5 separate regions of the Homo sapiens genome follow, and all the other regions are linked to region 1. Evidence: chromatin contacts called from ENCODE Hi-C or POLR2A ChIA-PET data. All regions are on one chromosome and are shown on one strand. The core of a region is the stretch at or near the end of the contact, and the rest is flanking DNA. Distances in the headings are between cores, read along the strand shown.

What was found. A loop is a pair of places that touch in the nucleus more often than their neighbours do. ChIA-PET counts read pairs that join two places held with the same protein, here RNA polymerase II (POLR2A). Pooled maps may share reads with other maps.
Region 2: a loop to region 1 is called in a pooled map, with 5 times the contacts of the local background. The contact joins the enhancer-like site here to the promoter of CATSPERD in region 1. A Hi-C loop is called at or near these places in 4 of 50 pooled maps. POLR2A ChIA-PET finds 5 or more read pairs at or near these places in 2 of 52 experiments (activated B cell and activated CD8-positive, alpha-beta memory T cell).
Region 3: a loop to region 1 is called in a map of CD8-positive, alpha-beta T cell, with 8 times the contacts of the local background. The contact joins the promoter of MLLT1 here to the promoter of CATSPERD in region 1. A Hi-C loop is called at or near these places in 1 of 168 maps with a recorded cell type or tissue (CD8-positive, alpha-beta T cell), 2 of 37 single-sample maps with no recorded cell type and 12 of 50 pooled maps.
Region 4: a map of naive thymus-derived CD4-positive, alpha-beta T cell shows a loop between it and region 1 (18-fold over the local background). The contact joins the promoter of CLPP here to the promoter of CATSPERD in region 1. A Hi-C loop is called at or near these places in 1 of 168 maps with a recorded cell type or tissue (naive thymus-derived CD4-positive, alpha-beta T cell), 5 of 37 single-sample maps with no recorded cell type and 14 of 50 pooled maps. POLR2A ChIA-PET finds 5 or more read pairs at or near these places in 6 of 52 experiments (BJ, OCI-LY7, T-cell and 3 more).
Region 5: a map with no recorded cell type shows a loop between it and region 1 (12-fold over the local background). The contact joins the promoter of GTF2F1 here to the promoter of CATSPERD in region 1. A Hi-C loop is called at or near these places in 2 of 37 single-sample maps with no recorded cell type and 8 of 50 pooled maps. POLR2A ChIA-PET finds 5 or more read pairs at or near these places in 2 of 52 experiments (BJ and Panc1).

Annotation. Positions count from the first base shown.
Region 1 is chr19:5,719,284-5,721,983 of GRCh38, reverse strand. CATSPERD (catsper channel auxiliary subunit delta) reads right to left here and starts at 1,347. Exons shown (of 22, transcript NM_152784.4): 1 at 1,176-1,347. The coding sequence starts at 1,246. LONP1 (lon peptidase 1, mitochondrial) reads left to right here and starts at 1,838. Exons shown (of 18, transcript NM_004793.4): 1 at 1,838-2,280. The coding sequence starts at 1,852. RefSeq lists enhancers at 1,589-1,688, 1,641-2,157 and silencers at 1,969-2,018, 2,149-2,228.
Region 2 is chr19:5,137,443-5,140,142 of GRCh38, reverse strand. It overlaps KDM4B (lysine demethylase 4B), which reads right to left. Exons shown (of 23, transcript NM_015015.3): 17 at 2,467-2,522; 18 at 2,073-2,181. Among named protein-coding and RNA genes, the nearest start is that of PTPRS-AS1, 39 kb to the left of the region's middle. RefSeq lists enhancers at 778-877, 1,900-2,399, 2,400-2,700. Within about 2 kb of position 1,312, at least 3 of the 41 ENCODE cell types and tissues checked have a DNase peak (open chromatin) inside an H3K27ac peak, as active enhancers do.
Region 3 is chr19:6,278,559-6,281,258 of GRCh38, reverse strand. MLLT1 (MLLT1 super elongation complex subunit) reads left to right here and starts at 1,284. Exons shown (of 12, transcript NM_005934.4): 1 at 1,284-1,486. The coding sequence starts at 1,475. RefSeq lists a silencer at 887-1,316 and an enhancer at 2,117-2,196.
Region 4 is chr19:6,360,278-6,362,986 of GRCh38, reverse strand. CLPP (caseinolytic mitochondrial matrix peptidase proteolytic subunit) reads right to left here and starts at 1,456. Exons shown (of 6, transcript NM_006012.4): 1 at 1,215-1,456; 2 at 1,047-1,118; 3 at 445-541. The coding sequence starts at 1,412. It also overlaps a transcript of ACER1 not described here. RefSeq lists an enhancer at 1-781 and a silencer at 980-1,209.
Region 5 is chr19:6,391,811-6,394,510 of GRCh38, reverse strand. It overlaps GTF2F1 (general transcription factor IIF subunit 1), which reads left to right and starts at 1,347. Exons shown (of 13, transcript NM_002096.3): 1 at 1,347-1,527; 2 at 1,608-1,654; 3 at 2,537-2,609. The coding sequence starts at 1,516. MIR6790 (microRNA 6790) reads left to right here and starts at 1,528; the gene lies at 1,528-1,590. It also overlaps the pseudogene LOC390877.

The DNA.
Region 1 (2,700 bases), core at 98-2,597:
TTTGAGACAGAGTCTCCCTTTGTCACCCAGGCTGGAGTGCGATCTCAGCTCACTGCAACCTCCACCTCCTGAATTCAAGCGATTTTTCTGCCTCAGCCTCCCAAGTAGCTGGGATTACAGGCACCTGCCACCAAGCCTGGCTAATTTTTGTATTTTTAGTAGAGACGAGGTTTCATCATGTTGGCCAGGCTGGTCTGGAACTCTTGACCTCAAGTGAGTGATCTGCCCACCTCTACCTCTCAAAGTGTTGGGATTACAGGCGTGAGCCACTGCACCCAGCCAGTGAGACCCCATCTGTACAAAAAATAATAATAAATAAAATAAAATAAGGTTAAGGAATCATTATGAATCTTCCTGTAAACATCAAATGAGGCCATACACCCTAAGAATACAGCTCACAGGTCCCTACTGAATGTGACAGTTTAGTCCAGATGGGAGTTCCCTGAGGGCAGGAACGGAGTTTCAGCAACTGGTCCCCATGGCAGGTTGGAGTATGCACTAACCTAACATTTACTGAAATTTCAAAATGTGCTGGGTAAGGCTGGGCGCGGTGGCTCACGCCTGCAATCCCAGCACTTTGGGAGGCGGGGGTTGCAGTGAGCAGAGATCGCGCCACTGCACTCCACCCTGGGAAACAGAGCAAAAACTCCGGCTCCAAAAAGAAAAAGAAGTGGGAGGGCTAGGCCCGGCGTGGTGGCTCACGCCTGTAATCCCAGCACTTTGGGAGGCCGAGGCAGGCGGGTCACGAGGTCAGGAGATCGGGACCATCCTGGCTAATACGGTGAAACCCCCGTCTTTACTAAAAATACAAAAAAAAATTAGCCGGGCGTGGTGGCAGGCGCCTGTAGTCCCAGCTACTCAGGAGGCTGAGGCAGGAGAATGGCGTGAATCCGGGAGGCGGAGCTTGCAGTGAGCCGAGATCGCGCCACTGCACTGCAGCCTGGGCGACAGAGCGAGACTCCGTCTCAAAAAAAAAAAAAAAAAGAGGTAGGAGAGCTTAATATCGGGCTGGGAGGATGGGGTGGAGTAGGGTGAGCGAGGCGTCAAGTTCGATTCCTAAAAAGAGTAAAAGGGGAGCCTCAGTGAGGTTGGGGAGCAGGCCTCGGCTCCAAGATGAACCAGCACCCTCCCGACCCCCGGCAGCACCCCAGCCCCAGGAGTCCTGGCAGCCCCACCGACAGAGCTGAGCTGTGACCAGCGGTCGGAGCCACATGGTCACAGCCGCCACCAGCATCAACATCAGCATCGACTTGGGCTTCCGCCGCCACCACTGCCCCTCAACCGCCACGGGGAGTCGCTGCACAATCCGAGTACGTGCAGGCTGAAGCCCTGCGCATGCGCATCAATGAGTCCCGGGAGCGGGCCTCCGCGCACTGCAGCCCGGCGCTCCGCCTGAATCTTGAGCATGCGCAGACGAATCCCGGGAAGCCCGAATCCGCGCACCCCAAAGTGCGCTCAGAGCCTGAGTATGCGCACCCGGCCACCCGTGGCCAGTCTAGAGTCTGAGCATGCGCATGTTGTCCGCGCGCCTAAGCATGTGCACAGGCTGCTCATGAGTTCCTAAACGTTGCGTTTGCAACACTACCAGTGTTTTGTACGGGCGCTGGCGCCTGCTCACAGCCTTCCACGTGACCGGAAAAGGCCTTCAGCGCATAAAGTGGGAGACCGGAAGAGGCGGAGACGATCCGATGCTCGAACTCCGCCCCCTCTTCTCCGCGTAGGCCCAGCTCCCTGAAGCGGCTGTTTCGAGCCACGCGCCCATCGGGTACCGAGGCACGCGCCGGGCGTCACGTGCGTTTCGCGGCGAGCGGAAATGACGCGAGTTGTGTGAGCCGCCAGTATGGCCGGGCTATGGCGGCGAGCACTGGCTACGTGCGACTGTGGGGAGCGGCGCGGTGCTGGGTGCTGCGGCGGCCGATGCTGGCCGCCGCCGGGGGGCGGGTTCCCACTGCAGCAGGAGCGTGGTTGCTCCGAGGCCAGCGGACCTGCGACGCCTCTCCTCCTTGGGCACTGTGGGGCCGAGGCCCGGCAATTGGGGGCCAATGGCGGGGGTTTTGGGAAGCGAGCAGCCGCGGCGGAGGCGCATTCTCGGGGGGCGAGGACGCCTCCGAGGGCGGCGCGGAGGAAGGAGCCGGCGGCGCGGGGGGCAGCGCGGGCGCCGGGGAAGGCCCGGTCATAACGGCGCTCACGCCCATGACGATCCCCGATGTGTTTCCGCACCTGCCGCTCATCGCCATCACCCGCAACCCGGTGTTCCCGCGCTTTATCAAGATTATCGAGGTAATGGGAGTCCCCGCCTCGGCCTCAGGTTTCCCACCTGTGCAAGCAGCGGGCTGAACCGTGGGATCACTTGAGCGCCCTTGTGTTTCGCAACTTTTTCAGACATGAAGTTTCTCGAAGGGTGCAGTTCGAATCCTTGTCTGCTCACCACTAGCTTGGGAACCTTGAGCCAAAGTCCTCTCCCTTTCGGATTTCTTAGGATCCGTTAGATGAGAGGAGTTGAACCCGATGAGCCTAGGATTATCCACTTTAGAACGCCGGTCATAGAAATCCGGGGCCGGGAGGGACCTGAGTAGTGTTACGGCGCTGTTAGTTTTCTCCTTACTTGGCACGAGTTTTGTAATACCTCCTCGCCCCAGGCGCTCTGCCGTCTGGTTACGAGCCTCACTGGGATCAGAATTCATTCCTTTCTTAGACAAA
Region 2 (2,700 bases), core at 63-2,562, 580 kb after region 1:
TGAGCAGCTGCTAGTGCTCAGACAGGGTGGTCCATGCTTTAGGGAGTGGGCCCAGCTCACACCACTGCAACCCTGCATGGCGGGGACTGTGGCAACCCCACAGCACAGAAGGGACGGCCGAGGCACAGAGAGGTCGAGGAATCTGTCCCAAGTGCACAGCCAGCTGGTGGCCAGCACTGACCACTCCTGACTGCCCTGTGGCTCCAAGGGGTTCCCCAAAGGGGGGCCATCATTGCTGAGAGCAGGAGGAAGCTTCACAAGCCCCCACGATGAGGCCCCGCTACGCCCAAGGTGGCTGCGCGCATCTACGGGGGGCCTCAATGTGCACCAAGAGTGGAGCAGCAGAGATCCTCCAACTCAACCACAAAAGGCCAAGCAACCCAGGCACGGAATGGGCGAAGGAGCAGAACAGACGTTTCTCCAAAGACGGCATGCAGATGGCCAACAGGACTGTGCAAAGATGCCCAGCGTCACTGACCGCCAGGAGAACACAAATCAAACCATAGCGAGACCACCTCGCACCTGCTAGGGCGGCTGCTACAAAAAAGTCAAAGGTAGGTGTGAGTGAGGACGAGGGGAAGGGGAAAGCCCTGCACCCGGGGGGTGCGGATGGGAGTCCGTCCAGCCGCAAGGGAGAGCAGTTTCCTCCAGTGCTAAAAACAGAGCTGCCCGACGGTCCAGCAAGCCCACTGCTGGGTCTGTATCCACAGGAAATGACATCAGAATCTCCAAACCACAACCACACTCCCACATCCGCTGCGGCGCAACCCACAACAGCCTGAAGGCAGAGACATCGGCGGGTGCCCGGATCAACACAACGTCGTCCATCCACATGGTGGCACATCACTGAGCCAGGAAAAGAAGGAACTCCTGCCATATTTGGGTTGAATGAATGTGGATGAACCTTGAGGAAACTATGCCAAATGAAAGACACCACTCGCGCCTGTAATCCCAGCTACCCAGGAGGCCAAGGCAGGAAGATCTCAAGGCCAGGAGTTCCAAACCAGCCTGGGCAACATAGTGAGACCCCATCTTTTAAAAAAAAATTGGGAGTTAACCTAACTTTTTGGCACGTGCTTGTGGTCCCAGCTACTCAGGAGGCTGAGGCGGGATGATCGCTTGAGCCCAGGAGTTTGAGGCTGCAGAGAGCTGTGATCACACCACTGCACTCCAGCCTGGGTAACAGAGTGAGAGACCCTGTCTCTTAAGAAAGAAGCCGGTCGCAGAAGAATAAAGACTGTACAATCCCACTCACGTGGGGTCTATAACACAGGCAAACACACAGAAGCAGAGTGCTGGGTGCTGGGGTGGGCGGAGGGAGCTGCTGCTTAGCACGTGTGAAGTGTCAGTTATACAGGACGGGTGAGCGGGCCGCAGAGCCCTGCTGCCCACCACTGGGCCCGTGGTGAATGCTGTACTGAACCTCAGATGCTTCTTAAGAGGGCAGATCTCACGCTAAGCATTGTTACAATTGTTTGTTTTTTTTTGAGACAGTGCCTGGCTCTGTTGTCTAGGCTGCAGTGTAATGGTGCCATCACAGCTCACTGCAGCCTGGGTATCCCGGGCTCAGGCGATCCTCCCACCTCAGCCTCCCGAGTAGCTGGGACCACAGGTGTGTGCCACCACGCCCAGCTAGTGTTTTTTATTTTTTTTATAGAGATGGGGTCTCATCGTGTTGCCCAGGCTTGTTATAATTATTAGAAAAACAGCAAAGATCAGACAGCCCGGTTGTGTCGGGGCACGTGCGGTGCCTCTGCTTTTGTGGGAAGGTGGAAACTGCATGGGGTGCTCGATTCTGCAGAGGATGCCCCCAAGGCCACACCTGACGGGGCCTGCTTATCTCTGCCACCCTTGATGCCTTCTGATTTTTGTACCTTGCACCTCGGGGAAGGATTCAAAAAATAACACACCTGCTGAAGTCGGGATCACTGGCTTCCTGAAAGCTGCCCACCACCCCCATGGAGACGCAGAGCTTGGAGGAAAGACCGCTTCAGATCGCGCAGGTGGGGAGCCGAGCATGGCCGGCAGCCCTAGAGGCACGGGCAGGGTGGGCCTCGACCGCAAGGACCTACCAGCTTCCACCGCTGCTCGGGGATGGCGCTGATGTCCACAGGGTGGCGCTCAATCACGTTCAGGAAGCGCGCCTCGGGGACTGCGATGGCACAGATCACGTGGATCCACCTGGGAGGGCAGGTGCAGCGGGGTCAGGTGCGCCTCTGAGGACCTGGGCTGGTCACAGAGGGGCTGGGCGTGATGTGGCTGTCGGCTGGGTCAGGGCCTGGGGAACTTCAGGAAGGTCGGTGCAGGCGTATGCTCCTCCTCAGCCCTGGCCACCCCATCCATGACACAGGGCGGTTATGTGGAGGTGATGGTCAACCCCTAGGCACTGGGGTCACACCCTGCAGAGCCTCAGCCCAGGGCAGGCTCCCCTCCGGCCCTCCAGCCCCAACGCGCGGTGCCACCCACCTCCTATCGGTGGTCATCTGCAGCGCACCTCCTCGCAGGTTGCACAGGCAGCACTCCTGTGGAGACCAGACAGCCCTGGATGAGCAGGGCTCGGAGCAGGCTCCCCACACACTGCTTGGGGCCTGATCTGCCAACCGTCCCCAGCCCACGGCCCTTATATTTCAACCTAGCAGCCACCAAAGTGACGGGTGGGAATCCCTTGGGTTCCACCCCCTCAGGGCAGAGGTGAAGGAA
Region 3 (2,700 bases), core at 35-2,534, 560 kb before region 1:
GTGGCATGATCTCATCTCACTGCAACCTCTGCCTCCCTGGTTCAGGCGATTCTCCTGCCTCAGCCTCCTGAGTAGCTAGAATTACAGGCACACACCACCACGCCCGGCTAATTTTTGTATTTTTTTAGTAGAGATGGGATTTCACCATGTTGGCCAGGCTGGTCTTGAACTTCTGACCTCAGGTGATCCGCCCCCCTCAGCCTCCCAAAGTGTTGGGATTACAGGCGTGAGCCACCGCATCTGGCCGCTTTTAGCAATTTTAAAATATAAAATTACATTATTATGTAGTCACCTTGCTGTGTGATGGATCGCCAGAACTTATTCTTCGTGTCTAACTGAAAACATGTGACTCTCTTGGGTCATTTGAATGTAGCACGATTTCAAATTTGTATCATTCAAATTAGCATGAAGAATCACACAGTACTGTTCTTCAACCTATTTCACAGATGCACAAACTGAGACTCAGGGAAAGGTGAAGAAGGGGCTGACCAGGTTTGCCAAGGATTATGCAAGATTAGAAAATTAATCTCCACTTTGGGAGGTTGAGGCAGGCGGATCACTTGAGGTCAGGAGTTCGAGACCAGCCTGGCCAACATGGCAAAACCCCGTCTCTACTAAAAATACAAAAATTAGCTGGGCATAATGGCGAGCTCCTGTAATCCCAGCTACTCGGGAGGCTGAGGCAGTAGAATCTCTTGAACCTGGGAGGTGGAGGTTGCAGTGAGCTGAGATCGTGCTAGTACACTCTAGCCTAGGCCACAGAGCGAGACGTGTCTCATAAAAAAAAAAAAGAAAAGAAAATTAATCTCCAGTTCCAGAGCCCAGGGCTCGTTCCATTACATAGCAGCATCATGAGGTCAGGAAACAAAAGTGTCCCTACCGGGGGGGCTGGGGGATCCCTCCACAGGGCTCGAACCCGTAACCTCAGTTCCAGCCCCCGGGACGCTCCCGCCCTGGAGGCTCCAGCCACGAGGCAGCGCCCCCTGCGGGCCGCAGCGCGCAGGCGCCGCGCGCCCGTCCCGCCCCCGCCCCCCTCCACGTGCGGCGCACACCTCGCGCTCCCCTCCGCCAGGCTCGCCTCGCGCCTCCCTCCCTCCCTCCTCCCGCCCCTCCGGTCCCGGCCTCCCATTGGCTGCGGGCTTCGTCCCTCCGGCCGCAGCCCGGCAGGCCCCCGCCAGGCAGGAAGTCCCGCGCCACAAGCGGCCGTCCGCGCCGTCGATTGGCCCAGGTGGCTGTCAGTCGATGCGGCGGGCCCTAGTCGGCGGCGGGGGCCCGTGATCGGTGCGCGACCCGGGCTGGCGGTGGTTTCCGGTTCCGCGGGGCTGGCGGGCGAGCGGGCGGCCGGGATCGGCGGCGGCGGCGGCGGCGGCGGCGCTTGACAGACAATGAGGGCGGCGGGGCGGCGTTGAGCGGCGGCGGCGGCGGCGGCGGCGGCGAGCGACGCGGGGCCCGGGGGCGGGGCGGGGCGCCAGCCATGGACAATCAGGTGAGGAGCGGCCGCGCCGCCCCTGCGCAGCCCGCCCGGCCCCCTCCCGCCCGCCGGCCCGCCCGGCCCTCCCCGGTCCCGGCCTCCCCGCTCCGCGCCCGCCCGCCCGCTTTGTGCGCGCCCGCCGCTCCTCGGGCCTTTATGTGGGGCGGGGGCGCCCCTCCCCCATCCGCGACCCCGGCCAGGGCGCCTCGGACACCCTTCGGGACCCGGGCCGGGCCCGGAGCCCCTTGGGACGCCCCTGGTGACCCCCCAGCCTGGCTCGGAGACCCCCGGGAGACCCCTCGGAACGCCAGTCCGACCTGCATCCACCTGGGACGCCCCTGGGGACCCCAGCCCGGCTTAGGGACCTCAAGACAGCTCTCGGGACTTCAGCCTGGCCCAGAGCTCCTTCCAGGCACTTCCTGGGATCTGGGCCCTGTTCAGACCCCTCCCGGGGCCCCTCGGATCTGCCCAGTAGACCTTTCCGTCTCTAGGTCCAGGGCCAGTCACTGTCTCCTTTCCTGTCTGGACCCTTGTCCCCGAGTCGCCTCAAACTCCCAGAGTCCCCAACCTGCTGTCTGTCTTCCCTTCAACCTCAGCTCAGATATGAGGCGTCCCCGGCCCCCTGGGACCCTGCTCTGCGGCGTCTCTCTTCCTTGAACCCCGGCCCAGCCTAAGCTTTATCTCCACCCATCCCCTACCTGGACCTGAGCCTTCTCTCCCGTCTGATCCTGCCCCGGCTGCAGCCAGGGCATCCCTTTCTCTCCCAACCCCAGCCCTGGCCTGAGCTCCTCTGACTCCCTAGGACCCTGGCCTTCGGTCTTCTGCTGCAGGGACTCAGGCCTGTTTGGAGTGTCCCCTCTCTTTGTACTTGCTTTTTCAGACTTCTTTCTTTGACCCACCCTGCCGCCTCAGCCCCCTTCTAGTTTCAGGCCCTGGTCACTCTCCCTCGGACCCGGCGGGGCTGTCTCTTTCACCTTCAGACCCTCTGCTCTGAGACCAGGACCAGGAGCAGTTTCTTCTCTGACCTGGATTCCCCAGACCTTTGAGTCACTGATGGCCTGCTGTTCCCCTCAGCTTGGGCCCTCTCCGCCCCTGGGATCCTGATTTAGGCTTCCCCACACTTGACCCCAGTCCAGATCTCCCTCCCAGGCTGGTTGGTCACGTCACAGTCCTGCAGTCTCCTGTACAACCTTTGCCTTCAGGATCTCCCACTTCATCTAACGCCCATC
Region 4 (2,709 bases), core at 207-2,706, 640 kb before region 1:
TTCCGAGTTGCTGGGACTACAGGCACACGCCACATTGCCCGGCTAATCTTTGTACTTTTTTTGTAGAGATGGGGTCTCACTACGTTACCCAGGCTGGTCTTGAACTCCTGAGCTCGAGCAATCCGCCCGCCTCAGCCTCCCAAAGTGTTGGGATTACCGGTGTGAGCCACTGTGCCCGGCCTAAAATCTACCAATTTTTAAATGTCAGCCGGGTCAGGTTGGCAGAACAGTATGTGCAGGATCAAAGAGGCCACATCCTGACTTGTGAACCGAGGCTCAAAAGCCAGCAACAGGCACCTTTTGGTGGTTTAAAGCCACTTCTGGAACTCTGACGCTCTGCACCCTTTCCCAGAGAGAGAACATCCCTGACCCGGGATTCTGGTCCCCTGAGTCACCCGTGTGCCCTGACGAGTGCCCCTGGCACCCAGGAAAGACCCTGCTCACCAGGGCTGTTGATGTACATGTGGATGGGCTTCTTGTTGCTCTCGGATTGCAGGAAGAGGAGCTGTGCGATAACAAGGCTGGCAACGCTGTCATCGATCTGCAGGTGGAGAGGGCAGGGGTGTCCCCAGATTCGGGGTGGGGAGAGAGTTTTAAGGGAGGCTGGGGATGGGTCAGGGAACCAGGAAGGGGGACCAGAGCCCAAAGTAAAAGGGATGGGGAAGAATTTAGGCCCCAGAAGGGGATGGGGAGAGAGTAGTGGAGAGGACCCAGGGGGTTTGGAGCACAGGAAGGGGGGAGTCAGGGGGCTAGGGACACAGGAAAGGAAGGGGTGAGAATGGCTGGGGAGAGTCTTGAGCGTAGGAATGAGGGGAGCGGTGCCAGGTGTCAGGAAGGAAGTCGGAGATTAAGAGCCGAGGAGCAGAGAAGGGGTGAGGAGCGGGTTGGGGGACCGGGAGCCAGGAGGGGAGTCAGAAGGGGAGGGAAGGGGGTTAGAAGGGGAGCGGAGCCTGAGGGAAAGTCTGGGGCCAGGGAAGGAGGGGCGCAGGGAGTGTCGGCAGGCGCTTGGGAGAGTCCTGGGGAGGGTCCCGGCGCGGGGCGCTCACCGGGCCCATGACGCACACGATGCGCTCCCGCAGCAGCCGCGAGTAGATGTCATAGGCGCGCTCGCCGCGACCCTGGGGGTAGAAAGATGGAGGTGAGGGGCCGGGGCAGCCAGCCGATCCCCACCCAGCCCGGAGCCCCCGAACCGTGTCCCCGCCCGGCCGCCGTACCGTCTGCTCCACCACGATGGGAATGAGCGGGAGAGCCCGGGTCGCCGTCGCGTGCAGGCACCGCTGCAGGGCCAGGCCGTTCTGGAGTGTCCGCTGCGGCGGCCGCTGCGCTGGAAAGTGAGCGGCGAGGCGAGGCCCCAGCGCGGGGTACCTGCATGACGCCACCCGGGCCCCCCCTACCAATATTCCGGGCCACATCCCTCCGCACGCCCCGGTCGGCTTCCGTCCGATGGCGGAACTACAGCTTCCGGCGTGCTTTGCGCCTGGGAGCTCGCTCGCTAGGCCGCTCACTTCCAGGAGTCTGGGCGGGCGCCATTAAGGGTGAGGCGGGGATAGGGACGGAGCCTGAAAGGGAGGAGCCAATGAAGTAAATTGAGTGGGCAGGGCTGGAGAAGTTTTAGAGTCTCCAGTTCGAGTCCCCTTACCGACCAATTCGTCTTCTTTTTTTTTTTTTTTTGAGACGGAGTCTTGCTCTGTCACCCAGGCTGGAGTGCGGTGGCACGATGTTGGGTCACTGCAACCTCTGCCTTCTGGGTTCAAGCCATTCTCCTGGCTCAGCTGCCCCAGTAGCTGGGATTACAGATGCACACCACTGCACCCGGTTAATTTTGTTATTTTTAGTAGAGATGGGTTTCACCTTGGCCAGGCTGGTCTTGAACTCCTGACCTCGTGATCTTCCCACCTCGGCCTCCCAAAGTACTGGGATTACAGGCGTGAGCCACCGCGCCCGGCCTCGTCTTCGTTTTCTACTGTTTCTGCTTTATTTATTTTTATTTTTTTGAGACAGAATCTCACTCTGTGGCCCAGGCTGGAGTGCAGTGGCGCCATCCTAGCTCAATGTGGCCTCAAATTTCTGGGCCCAAGCAACCCTCCCTCCCACCTTGCTCTCCAGAGTAGCTGGGACTACAGTTGTGTGCTACCACATCTGGCAAATATATATATATATGTATTAGAGATGGGGTCTTACTATGTCGCCCAGGCTGGTCTCAAACTCCTGGCCTCAAGTGATCCTCCCACCTTTGCCTCCCAAAGTGCTGGGACTACAGGCATGAGCCACCACACCCCACTTATTCCTTATTTTAAAAATAGCTGCAGGGCCGGGCACAGTGGCTCACGCCTGTAATCTTAGCACTTTGGGAGGCTGAGGTGGGCGGATCACGAGGTCAGGAGATCGAAACCATCCTGGCTAACACGGTGAAACCGCGTCTCTACTAAAAATACAAAAAATTAGCCGGGCGAGGTGACGGGCACCTGTAGTCCCAGCTACTCAGGAGACTGAGGCAGGAAAATGGTGTGAACCTGGGAGGTGGAGCTTGCAGTGAGCTGAGATGGCGCCTCTGCACTCCAGCCTGGGCGACAGAGCCAGACACCGTCTCAAAAAAAAAAAAAAAAGCTGCAGTGTTCCCACAGCTCATCTTGGAAGAGGGGTCCCAGAGAGGACTTAGCCTGGGTCTTGGCCTTGAAGAGCTTCCAGCCTGGTGTGGCCGACTTCTAC
Region 5 (2,700 bases), core at 98-2,597, 670 kb before region 1:
CCTCGGCCTCCCAAAGTGCTGGGATTACAGGCATGAGCCACCGTGCCCAGCCGTTTACTCGTTCTTGTCTCCCCCAAGCCAGACACTCCATGAGGGCAAGGACTATTTCTGCCTCCCTCATTCCTATATTCCTAGGGGTTGGCGGTTCCTGACATTTAGTGGTGGATGAGAAATAAATGAAAACAGACACATCGACGGTGTCTGTAGTTCATGGCCCAACTTTTGTGTCTTGCCCGCCTTCCCTTTGCTTAGCCAACTCCTATGCATCCCTCAGTGCCCAACTGAAACCTCCCCTCTTCTCTGAGCCCTCAGAGCCCCGCTGTGCTTCTCCTGCTCCTTCCTGGGTTGTAGATTCCCATGCTGTGACTCTGTCTCTTCCACGACACTGTAACCCTCGAGAGGACACTGTAATCCTCCGTGGGGAGCTGGTTTGACAGATTCACCTTGCGGGGCCCCGAACCCAGGAGGTGCTGGAGTATTTGCGAAGTGGAGCAATGAATGGTTGCGCCGTGAGCATGCGCAGTTGTGTTACTGCCATGATTCGGGGGATGTGTGCATGCCTGGAACGGGGTAGGGGATCCTGCATCTCCCTCCTGTTCTCGGCAGCTTCCTTCCCTTCCCCCCAGGAAGCCAGCCAGCCGCCCCCGCGACGTTACCCTTCTCCTGGGGCCTCAGAGCCCTGCCCATCTCGGGCAGCTTGGACTTGCAAAGACCCATCCGGCCAGCAGCTCTTGGGGTGGTCGCGCCCCGACCCCGCCCAGGCTCTGACCCCTCCTGGCTCGGCTCAACGTCACAAGGGTCCCCGCCCCGGTCATTTTGCGGGAATGACGGGGTCCACCCCTTCGGGGTAGGGGGAGGAAATGAACCCCAAACAGACCCATGGGGAGCCAAGCGGCGGTTCGACCCGACCCGAGTAGGCCTCGGTTGCTATGGTGACGCGGCCTTCTGGGCCCCCCAGGTCCAGAGCGGCAAGGCGCATGCGCAAAGTGCCTGGGAGCCCGCAAGGGGGATTCGTCTCCCTCTTCCCACCCAGGATGCCCCACGGTCCTTGGGTGCTGACGTCACGAGAGAGGGCGGTCCCCCATTTGATGAAGTTAACCGCGTTATATACAAGAGCGCCAGCGACAGAGGCCCGTTAGTTTATCTCAGACTCGGCCTAGGTTTGCTGAGTCTAAAAAGGGACCGCGGTGGACCTTTTGAGGTGACCATAGCCGCCGAGGAGCATAAGTGACTGCGCACTGAGGTGGCCACAGTCGCTAAGAAGGTTGCCATCGCGACGCGGCTGCTCGAGGGTTTCGCTTCCGGGTTAGGCGGCCGCAGAAGCGTAGACCGAGTAGCTTGAGCGCCTCTTCCGGTTACCTTTTCCCAGCGCCAGAGGCGCCTAGGGTTGGGGTCCTCGCTCAGGCACAGAGACCCGACACCGAGCGGCGGCTTCCCCGGGATCGAGGGACGCGCACGCCAGAGGAGACGAAAGGAACCCGGGTCGGACCAGATCGGAACCACTGACCATTGCCCATGGCGGCCCTAGTGAGTGTGGATTTGGCGGGGTTCGGGGGTTCCGACGGCGACCTCGGCGACCCCTCACTCACCGCTTCCTCTTTCCGCAGGGCCCTAGCAGCCAGAATGTCACTGAATACGTCGTTCGAGTTCCTAAGTAAGTCCCCAGCCCCATCTCCCACTCCTCTCCACCCCCCAAAAATGAAAACCTTCACGATCTTCTTAGCCAGCCATTTCTGGCCCTGTCTGTGGTTCTCCCTCCAGACCGGGAGAGACTTGGAGGGCAGGGCTGGGATTAAGCTGAGGCTTCTCTGGGGACAACACTGCTTTTTTGAACGAATGAATGAATGAGTGCATTAATACACGGTGATCCAGCCCCCTGGCCTAACCTTCGAGGAGTATATGGTCCCATGATGCCCAGGCCAGCTGTAAGGACATATTCCTCGTCCTGTTTCAAAGTGGTCAGGCTGTCTTTCCTTTCCAGGCCTTTGTACATCCTGTTCCTCTGCCATGAGTGCCTCCCCTCAACCCCTAAACTGTGACTCTGCTGGGTGAATTCTTGATGATTCTGCAAAACTCAACTCCAGTATCTTCCTCCTCCAGGAAATACTCCCTGCCTGTCCTCCCTCCTCCCCAAGGCTGAGTTCACAATAATCTCCACATCTTGGGTTCCCCCAAATCTTCGTCCCTCCATCTGCTCTTCTTCTGCCTGGGGTCAGGAGAGGATGGGTCTAGCTTCTCTGGCAGACTGGGAATCCTTGGAGTCTTCCGTATCCAGTGTTGCCAGGCAAAACAGGCTGAATGAAGCTGGGTGGGTTTGTTGAGTGAATTGAATTGAATTAATGATTCAATTGAATGGAATGATTGAATTGAATTAATGGTTCAATTGAATTGAGTGATTGAATTAAAGTAATGATTTGATTGAATTAACGATCCAGTTGGGTGGTTGATTGAATTAATGGTTCAATAGCATTGACTGATTAAATTAATGATTGAATTGCTGTATTGGATTGACACTACCTCTTCTCATCCACTCCAGGAATACAACCAAAAAATATAACATCATGGCTTTTAATGCAGCCGACAAAGTCAACTTTGCTACGTGGAATCAGGTAAGTCTCTGAGTCCTGGGGGTCAGGGGCTGGGGTGGTGAGAGAACTTGACCCTGACCTTGGTGGTTGTGATAGTTGCTTAACTGTCATA